Linked DNA regions of Homo sapiens: region 1 is linked to region 2. A link is an interaction called in ENCODE POLR2A ChIA-PET data of the cell type or tissue named here. Cell type or tissue: Panc1. All regions are shown on one strand. Links, peaks and the distances in the headings refer to the core of each region. The heading gives the core; the rest is flanking DNA.

What was found. ChIA-PET counts read pairs that join two places held together with the same protein. Peaks named below come from ENCODE experiments on the same cell type or tissue, not always from the same donor. Only the 100,000 strongest peaks of a DNase experiment are listed, where the experiment ranks them.
Region 1: POLR2A ChIA-PET joins it to region 2 with 23 read pairs; 2 of 35 experiments call an interaction of 5 or more read pairs at or near these places.

What each region holds. Positions count from the first base shown.
Region 1 is chr3:177,404,932-177,410,320 of GRCh38, forward strand. No RefSeq gene overlaps it. Among named protein-coding and RNA genes, the nearest start is that of LINC00578, 34 kb to the right of the region's middle. In Panc1, for the core only: no CTCF peak of the experiment used is centred there; no DNase peak of the experiment used is centred there; H3K27ac peaks cover 1,433 bases.
Region 2 is chr3:177,302,433-177,307,821 of GRCh38, forward strand. All of the region lies in intron 1 of LINC00501 (long intergenic non-protein coding RNA 501), which reads left to right. Among named protein-coding and RNA genes, the nearest start is that of LINC00501, 11 kb to the left of the region's middle. RefSeq lists a silencer at 2,936-3,136. In Panc1, for the core only: no CTCF peak of the experiment used is centred there; no DNase peak of the experiment used is centred there; H3K27ac peaks cover 2,296 bases.

The DNA.
Region 1 (5,389 bases), core at 133-5,132, 100 kb after region 2:
CAATGGGTTAATTAACCCCTTTATTTTCAACAAGTACAATCTATTTTTTGGCAAGAATTAATGTTTTATATTCAATGTAGAAGAAAAGGAATGGTGGACAGTTCTCTAGCAATTTTCTAAGGCTAGAGGAGAGAGGTGAATTTCCTTGTGCACAGACGGAAAATACTCTTAGCTCAAATCACCATTCCAGAGATGTGATTAGGCAGAGAATGAAATTTTACAATATTTACCTCTTTGATTTTTTCATTTGCAGTCTAGCATCAGCTCAGTGTACGTATCAGTTTTCATCCTTAAATGTGCATGAAACCAAACCAGGGGTTTTGCAGAGTTCTAATTGCTGTATGATTTGATGTTACTGTGCAGTGAAGCTGTGCTAGTTAATTGTTTTCCTGACTGAATTTCCATCTCCCCCCAACATCCTCCCCCATTGTGCCTGAAGGAGCCTATAAAGCTAAAAACAAACACACAAAAATCTCTCAGAAGAGCATCTTTCATTTTCAGAAGTGTCATTTGCAATGGGTAGCAGCCTAGTCATAATACGGGCAATAATGATGACAGATAATTGTAATCCTTAAGTGGTTTCAGCTTATGGTTATTAGGGGAGGGAGCAAAGTGAGGATGGGTGAGCGGGAGAAAAATATAGTTCACTCTGCCTTAATTGTCTTTTTTAGCATTTCCAACAATAGAATGAAAAAGTCACCTCTTTGCATTTCCTGCTAGGTTGTGTTCTAGTTTTGATATAAGGATTTGAATTATAGTCCACTGGTACATTGTGTGATAGGTCACATGGTTATTGGAGGAAAAATCATGGAAACAAACTAGATATTTGATTAACCACTTTAGATAATGATCGATCTCTAGGGCTTCCTGTACACTGTCTTTTTCACGCTAACCAACAGCTCAGGCGATAGATAAACAATAGCCTTCTGTAATAAATAATTGCATTACACAATGCTAGTTAAATTTAGAAATCACTATTTTATTGCATTTTTCACTCATAAAGCATAGTGTCAAATAGTAATTGAGATTGAGTTAAAGTCTCCTAATGCTTTGCTTCAAAATCTAATCCAGGAATCGTTTCTCTCTGAAGACCTATAGAAAGAGATCCCATGGGTAATAATGGATGACTGAAGAAGACAAGGATGGGAAGGTGGGGAAGGGAGAGAAAAGGAAAAAGGTCTAAATGAGATTGGAGGGGAGGGAGGGAGTTCAGAGAAAATAAAAAGCTTGATGTGGCAGCTTGCCTCTTTCGAATCCCAGTAAACCATTTTAATGGAAATGGGTGGTAGGCAAGGAAGAGCTCGATTGGAAAAGGCTAGGAAGCAGGCCCTGTGTCCTCAGGAGAGCAAACTGTCTTAGACAATAAGATGGGAGATTTATTACAAAGAAACGAAATGTGCTGCTTCCCTCTCCCTGGTGTTTCTAAAGCCCTTAGCTTGACAGGAGAATGTAGGCTCCATCTAGTTCTAGTGGCTTCAGGAACATCACTGGCTGCTTTGAGACTGTCTACTTGCTTTGAATCAATTATCTTCCTGCCCCCATACCCAAGGATAAGCTGTATCCCCCCATTCCTTAGGTAATTCCATCACCATCTCCAAGACAAATGAAGGTCTCCCAGGTAGCCAGAAGTAGACTTGGGGAAATGGAGCTACGTTACATTAATTTTATAATTGGAAGATGTACCCTCATCCCAGTACAGCGAGTCATAATCAGTACTTGCAGCACAGCTATCTGGAAGGATAATACATTCCATTAAAAAAGATGTAGCAAACATATTTTGAACATTTTTTTAAACCAACTCCAATAAATGTGTTTTCATTATTATAGCTCAAAATATAACTGGGAAAGTAAGACCCACCTGGAAGGGAAAAGAATCAAATGAAGTCCAACTGGGTAAACAAGGAAAGTAAAACCTGAAATTGATTCTGCAAAACTGTTTAAGTTATGTGGTCTTTGAAGGATTGTTCTTCCTTCCCTGGAGTATCTGACACTGTCTCTTAAGTCAACCAGAGAGATGTGAGAACTCTGGTATTAGCTCAAAACTACTATGGCTAGCTGAGTCTACAATTTACCTCCTCTTCTCCCCAAAATGGAATAAGTGCTGCCATTTTCTGCTCATAATTACGTTTTACCTACTCTTCAGGTTCAACTCAAGTTCTATCTCTACTCTAACAAACCCCACTCTCAGTGTCCTATTCCTTCTTTGAACTTTTATTGCTAATACGAAATGCTTTGATTATAAGGATGCTGTAATTTGTAATAAGCTTATATTCTCAACTAAATAGTGAGTTATTTGAGGGCATCAATCATGTCTTAGTTTGTGTGTGGGGTGGGGAGGGTGTTTCACCCACAAACTTAACACAATAATGAACTCATGGATGTTGATGCTTAAATGTTTGTTGGTTGATTGATTCAGAAACATGAAGGTCTTTTATGGATATTTCCAATGTAGCATAGGAAATTTTCCATGGCAGGTATCATCATTTAGAAGGAGTGTTGGAGTGACCATGTATCTTTGAGCTCCAGATCACTGTCTAGGCATGGGGTGAAGTGCACATCAGCCTGTCAATCAGTATCCAAATGGGGGACCCCTGAGCACAGAATTTAGAGTGGATTTGCTTCCACAACCTGAGTCAGGCTCTGACCAGACCTCTTCTCATAAGATTCCCCTGATCCAAATTTACCTTTTTCATGTGCATCCCTTTCCTCTGCTGACCACTTGGAACAGACCAATCAACCTGGCTGTGCTATGTCTGTGTTACTGAATCAATAAAAAAGTTGAATGACTTGAACAGGGGTAGCTTTGGGAACATTAAGGGGGCCCTTGAAAGTGAAATCACTTAATAACTTGTAGACATAGGATAAACTTTGTACCTAAAAGCTTAATTATGATTTGGAGCGACACACTGCATATCAGTGGGGCAAACCAATGCAAAAACATAGGCTGCTTTTATGTGTATATGATCATGTCTTATAGGATGTTGCACTCTGGAAGGATGGATTCAAGAATGTGTGGGTCATGCTAATAGAAGTCTCAGATTCAAACTTTTACTGGCATCATCAATGGAAACTCAGTGCTCCAAAGTTCTTCTCTCATTGGCAGGGCCCCCAGCATGGTTCAAGTAATCTCTGGGGGTGGTCATTATAGTTCCTCTCTTTGCTAACAGGAGGTCATCATTCACCCTTTCTGACCATATTGCAGTTTTGCTAGTTGCTCTGTTGCTACCACCTTTTAATCACAGGGTTCCCATAAACACTGCCTTGTTGATTGAGTCTGGGCTTTTCTCTGATTGAGATTCAGAGACTGGAATGGGTGTCACATGTCTCCTCCAATTCATAAAAAGGCAACTTATTGTTTGAATATTGTTCATTCATTCACTTGGCACCTGATTCTATAAGACATTAGTGACAGTATAATAAATGAAGGAAAGGAGAAAATACATAGCTGTAGAAATCAGGACCAAAGAAGGATATGGGTAGGAAACTAATAAAGCAAGAAGTGAGCATAGTATACCAAAACACATATTGCAGACATATGGCCCTGCAGAGTTTTTAGATGTAGGATATTAATTTGGCTTAAAAATTCCTAGCAGCCGTAACAAAGATGGAAACCAAACAGGTATAGAATTCACTACATTCACATTTACAAACAAAGCAACTATTTAGGGATACAGCTTTTCTTGACACTCAGCAACAATAAATGTTTCCCCATGGGTTTGGGTAAGGTGGACACTGTGTCAACGTAGAGGATGATGCCTTCAACAGCATCTTTGTGTTAGATTCCTTTTGTCCTTCAGTGTTAGATTATACTGTCCTTCAGTGTCAAGCTGATGGCTGTACAGCTTGCTCGTGCTCTTGCTTGATCCAAAGCTTAAATTTGAAATGTCTGGGAGAATTGACAGACTGCAAATTCTCCAGGCACCTTTCCATCAGTATTATTTTGGGCAAGTGCTTTCTACCTGTCTTAACTCCTAAGAGGCAGTATAGTGAGTAGTTAAACCTGCAGGCTCTGGAATCGGACTACCTGAGTTCAAGTCCCAGCTCTGCTATTATTACCTTCAGTTTCTTTATCATGAAAAAAGGATAATACATACCACATAGACATGTTATCAACATGACATGAGGTAATGCTTTTTATTATTTTCTTTTTTTTAATTCTTCCTATGTTGCCCAGGCTGGTCTTGAACTCCTGGGCTCAAGCGATCCTCCCGCCTTGGCCTCCCAAAGTGCTGGGATTATAGGTGTGGGCCACCATGCCCAGCTGAGGTGATGTATATAAAGTGCTCAGCACTGAGAGTGCTCAATAAATATAAGCCACTGCAGTTAGACTACAAACAGTGGCTTTACCATCAAAGTGCCTTCTGAGCGACATATTGCTCCTTTTTTGTTTGCCCTCTCTCTTCTTTCAGTGGTAGGAAGATTATCAGAATGCCCCCATAAGTCATTGATGCTTCTTGCTGATATCCAGACAGGATCCCTTAATTGAGCTTGACCTCTTATCCCCCTAGAACGGACAGGTTTTCTATTTGGCATCCACAGCAGGCATTGAAGGGATAGCCCCATTTTCCTCCAAACCTGAGTTTTTCAGTTCCCTTCATTCCGCATGATGTGTTCTAACTCCTTTTGTAAAGGAAACTCTGGCTAATCTACCTTGACCCACCTACATTCCTGAGAGGCGCATGGAGTGTAAGGCTTCTTTTGAGATTCTTGATATTCACATACTGGTAGACCCCCTTAGGGCTAGAGGTTGCATATGTGGCCTCAGAGTTCAGTCAGCACAGCATCACAGTATTTTGTAATAAATGTGAAACCTTTCAGGACACGTGCTCTCTAATTTCCACTGTTCTCACCAAGGCTTGCGTTCATGCAGTCAATATAGGCAGAGCCACAGTGGAGTTGTGACATAAAGGAAAAATCAGTATGCTATTGATCCTGTCTGTATTTAAAAAATTGATATTTTGGCTGGGAACGGTGGCTTATGCCTGTAATCCCAGCACTTTGGGAGGCCGAGACGGGCGGATCACGAGGTCAGGAGATCAAGACCATCCTGGCTAACATGGTGAAACCCTGTCTCTACTAAAAATACAAAAAATTAGCCGGGCGTGTTGGCGGGGCACCTGTAGTCCCAGCTACTCAGGAGATTGAGGCAGGAGGATGGCGTGAACCCAGGAGGCGGAGCTTGCAGTGAGCTGAGATCGCACCACTGCACTCCAGCCTGGGAACAGAGGGAGACTCCGTCTCAAAAAAAAAAAAAAAAATTGATATTTTGTTAAAAATACATAGATTTTTACATTAATTTTGTTTTATTGAAATGTTATTTATCTTGATCACCAAGTTTTTGGTATCCCCTAAAATTTTGCACCTAAGGCCAATGCCTCACTTTCCTGTA
Region 2 (5,389 bases), core at 53-5,052:
TAAAGTTATAAAAGAGGTTGTGAAGAACATTTAAAAGTATTTTCCAGCTGGGCGTGGTGGCTCACCCCTATAATCTCAGCACTTTGGGAAGTCGAGGCGGGCGGATCACCTGAAGTCAGGAGTTCAAGACCAGCCTGGCCAACATGGCGAAACCCCATTTCTACTAAAAATACAAAAATTAGCCAGGTGTGGTGGTGCATGCCTGTAATCCCAGCCACTCAGGAGGCTGAGGCAGGAGAATTGCTTGAACCTGGGAGGCGGAGGTTGCAGTGAGCCGAGATAGTGCCACTGCACTCCAGCCTGGGTGACAAAGTGAGACTGTGTCTCAAAAAAATAAAATAAAATAAAATAAAATAAATAATTTTAAAAATAAAAATATTTTCCCCTCAATTTTAGGTAGTATAAAGTGTGAACATTAATACTCTTCCATCTTCTCTTTGCCCGTCTTCACTGGCTGTTAGTTATATTATTTTCAAGTTATCCAGATTTACAGTGTTTACTTTCTGTAATCATAGTTTTCATTGTTTTAGTATAACTTCTTGGTTTAAGTGGAAGTGTTGTTCCCCACCAGTCTTTGTACCATAGCTTCTCTGATCTTTACTTTGATTCACCTTTTATTTGTTTAGATTTCATTGTCACATATTTTTTCAAGAAGGGCACTTCAGTGATATTCCTAGTTCTTTTATGTTTAAAACTATCTGTTATGGTCTTTATACTAGAAAGATGCCATGACTGAATCTGTGCTCCGGAGTCACAGTTTCTTTTCTTATTTATTATTATTATTATTTTTTTGAGACGGGGTCTTGCTTTGTTGCCCAGGCTGGAGTGCAGTGGTGCGATCTTGGCTCACTGCAGCCTCCGCCTCCCAGGTTCAAGTAATTCTCCCACCTCAGCCTCTTGAGTAGCTGGGATTACAGGCGCACCACCACACCCGGCTAATTTTTGTATTTTTAGTAGAAACGGGGTTTCACCACGTTGACCAGGCTGTTCCCGAGCTCCTGACCTTAGGTGATCCACCCTCCTCAGCCTCCCAAAGTGCTGTGATTACAGGCGTGAGCCACCGTGCCTGGCCACCGTTTCTTTTCATTAGAATTTGTGAATGTGTCTCTAGTTTCTGCCATTGTATGTTACTAGGAATACCTGGGAAGCCAGTCTGATTTTTTTTCACCTTTGTATATATGTGCTAGTCAGGGTTCTCCAGAGAAACAGAACCAATAGGATGTGCATGTGTGTGCCTCTGTGTGTAATTTATTATAAGGAATTGGCTTATGCAACTATGAAAGCTGAGAAATCTCAAGACCTGGAGGCAGCAAGCTGGAGTCCCAGGAGAGCCAGTCTGAGTCTGAATCTGGAGTCCCGAGAACCAAGAGAACTGATGGTTCTAATAGTTCGGTCTAAATGCTAGCATGCTTGACACCCAGGAAGAACCATTGTTTTAGACCAAGTCGCAAGGCTAGAAAAGCTCTTGTAACCAGGCAGAAAGAATTCTCTTTTCTTCAGCCTTTTTGTTCTAGTCATGTCTTCAGTTGATTATTTACATTGGGGAGTGCAATCTGCTTTACTCGGTCTATAAATTGAAATGTGAATCTCACCCAGAAACATTTTGACAGACACACCCAGAATAATGTTTGAGCAGATGTTTGGGCACCTCATGGCCCAGTCAAGTTGACACATAAAATTAACCATTACAGTGGGCGATGTGCTTTCCTGGACATCTAAAGAATTCTTTCTTTGTACTTGATGTTCAGTGGTTACTAACTAAGGTAGTTTCTATATTGAGCATTCTATATACAATTTTCTTGGAACCGATTTGCATATCCAGATTTTTTTCCTTCACTTGGGGTGAGAGTGTGGAAATTTTTCTACTATTGTATCTTTCACCACAGCTTCTGGTGCATTTGTAGTTTCTCTAGCACAGAGAAGCCAACGATTATTAGTTGGAATTTTGATCCTTTATTTTTCCTTAATTTATTAGCATTATTTTTATTCTACTTGAATTCATATTTTATGCTTTATGATTTTATATTCAGTGGTATCTATTCTTCCTTGCCATGTTCTAGCTTACTGATTAGTCCTATGATGATATAGTTTCAGTCACATCTTTTTAATCTCATTCTGTGGTTTTATCATCTTCTCTTTGAGCTCACACTTTATTGAATTAATAGTCTCATTAATGTATGTTATGGCATGAAGCAAATTTTAATAATTTCCTTGGGATCTTTTTTTTTTTTTTTTTTTTTTTTGAGACGAAGTTTTGCTGTTGTCCCCCAGGCTGGAGTGCAATGGCACAATCTCGGCTCACTGCAACCTTCACCTCCTGGGTTCAAGCGATTCTCCTGCCTCAGCCTCCTGAGTAGCTGGGATTACAGGCGCCTGCCACCACGCCCGGCTAATTTTTGTATTTTTAGTAGAGAAGGGGTTTCACCATATTGGCCAAGCTAGTCTCGAACTCCTGACCTCAGATGATCCACCCACCTCGGCCTCCCAAAGTGCTGGGATTATAGGCGTGAGCCACCGCATCCGGCCTCCTTCTGATCTTTAAGTTGATTTTTCTTCAAGGTCTTTTCTGTCATTCCCTTTTTCCTCCCTCCCTCCCTCCCTCCCTCTTTCTCTCTCTCTTCTTTCCTTGTTTCTTTTCCTATAGTATGTTTTCAGAGCTTCCATTACATTTATTTTCATTTTTTTCCTGCTTGGTCAATTCTGTTCAGACTTGACTCTGTTATGATGTGGAAGACTTCTTGACTTGATTCCCACTGTATTCAATGTGGTTTTCCCTTGGCCAAGGGTTTGAATCTCAGTACTTTTTCTTCTGTTTATTTTAAGAAGCTAATATGACTTTGGGGGAGCTGAACTGAGGGTTAATAGCTGAGTTAAACCAGCTCTCTCTTGCTCCTCTCAGATTGTTGTCTTCCTTTCCCTAATCATTGCTTTTGGAAACACAGCATTAGGTCACACCCTTTTTCTTGTTGAGTTGTCTTTGGTGGATCCATGCCTAGGAGTTCTTAAATCTATGTTTTGCTCACGTTTCATTTCCTTTCATGTTTTCAGAAGTCTTAACCCAGAAATAGGAATCGTATGAGAGGAAACTGAAGAATTTGACTTGCATTTAAGTTAAAACAACTTTAAAAAAATTCAGGAAGCACCATCTCAAGGAAACTGTATTATACAGGGAAAGAGAACTGGACTGAGCATCAGATAACCTTAAATCCTAGCCCCAGCTGTAGTATATATAGCTGAAACTATTGAAGAGATATATATATGTGTGTGTGTGTGTGTGTGTATATATATATATTCCTTCAAAGAAGTGACTTCTCAGTTGCAAAATGAGTATCTACCATGACTACTTCATAGAGCTATTGTAAGCGTCAAATTAAATAATTAAATGAAAGGACTTTGTAAATAGCAAAGTAATATTCAATATAAGGTGTTGTCATTATTTTATTATGATTGTTATTACTAAATCTTTCCTTGTAGAAGATCATCATAAAGATGGTTAGATGAGAAGTTCTTTTTTTTTTTTTTTTTGAGACAAGAGTCTTGCTCTGTCACCAGGCTGGAGTGCAGCGGTGCAATCTCGACTCACTGCAACCTTCACCTCCCAGATTCAAGCAATTCTCCTGCCTCAGCCTCCCGAGTAGCTGAGATTACAGGTGCCTGCCGCCGCGCCTGGCTAATTTTTGTATTTTTAGTAGAGACAGAGTTTCACCATGTTGGCCTCGTGATCCACCCACTTTGGCCTCCCAAAGTGTTGGGATTACAGGCGTGAGCCACTGTGCCCGGCAGAGAAGTTCTTAGGAAGGGGGTTTAACAAGGTGAGGGGCGTAGCTTTCTGATTAAGTTACAAGTTTTCCCAAGCATTTACATTTTCCCTGTCCCTAGTCTAATAGAGAGAGGGATTGTGCCTAGTTTGAAAAATGTTTTTAGCTTATTCTGTATTCATCTCTCATCTCCCTTGAGAATTAATAGGTTTAGACATTTATGCACCTAAAGACAGATGACTAAGTTTCTCATATAACTGTATGTTGTTGTACATGTTGGCTAAGTGCCCAAGTAATTCTTGCATTACAAAAGAGTTAATAGTATTAATCATACTTTAATATTTTTATGATTCATTTTGGATTTCAAGAGATTTGCACTGTTGTTTTTAATTTTGATTACGATTCTTTTCAAAACATAGGCATGAAAAATATTTTCTCTACTGACCTGAAAGAGAAGAAATATGGAAGCTTGGACCACAAGATTCAGTAGTGAAATTTGTTTATAATACTACTTAAAACTGAAGCATTCAAACAAAATGATTTATTTGCTTATGAGTTTTATTTTGAAAACAAAAACTAAATTTTTATTCAGTCTATATAGCATTACTGAATTTTGTAATCCTTCCATTTTAAATATGCATATTTTAAAAAAGCAATTGACACATGGGTCTAGGTGACATACCCTCATACATGCTAAGAATTAAAATAAGGCTGGGCGTGGTGGCTCACATCTGTAATTCCAGCACTTTGGGAGGCCAAGGCAGGTGGATTACAAGGTCAGGAGTTCGAGACCAGCCTTGCCAACATGGTGAAACCTCGTCTCTACTAAAAATACAAAAATTAGCCGGGCGTGGTGGCATGCACCTGTAATCCCAGCTACTTGGGAGGCTGAGGCAGGAGAATTGCTTAAACCTGGGAGATGGAGGTTGTAGTGAGCTGAGATCACACCACTGCACTCCAGCCTGGGGGACAGAGCAAGACCTCGTCTCAAAAAAAAGAAGAGTAAAATACAAAAGTAAAATACACTCATTGATATCATTGATTTTGCATTCCACTTCATTCATGCTTTTAAAATATTCTTGGTCTGGTAGAAGCAGTGCTTAATTGAAGAGTTTTAAAAAGAAACCATTTATATAGTGTCTATAATTTTAATTTTAGTTTATAAATTGATTATTCTGCTTTTGCATTCATTTAGCCTACTGTAATAAAAATTTTATAAAATAATTATTGCTGTGTAACTTTGAAACTCAATTACAGCTGCAGAAATGGAGTACTGAGATACCAAGTCGGGGAGCAAACAGTTGTAAATATCAGCTTGAGATGGAGTGCTGGTACAGAATGTAAGATTACATTTACATGTAGAAAATGGCAGTTTCAGTGTACACAGGTTTGGCTCTGCTGCCATCCTAAGTCATACCTGTGTTAATGAAATGGTCTTCTCAACTCAGCATTAGGCAAGACTTAAGTTTTTACCATAGAAACATTATTCCTACTGCTGTAGTTCAGCGAACCGTCCACTGAGATTTATAGCGAAGTTCTAAGGTATATTTTGGCTGTGTTTGTTTTTAGGACTCATGTTATTTTGAAATAAATTTATCATATTAGTTGGAAGTGTGTCTCTTCTAGATCTA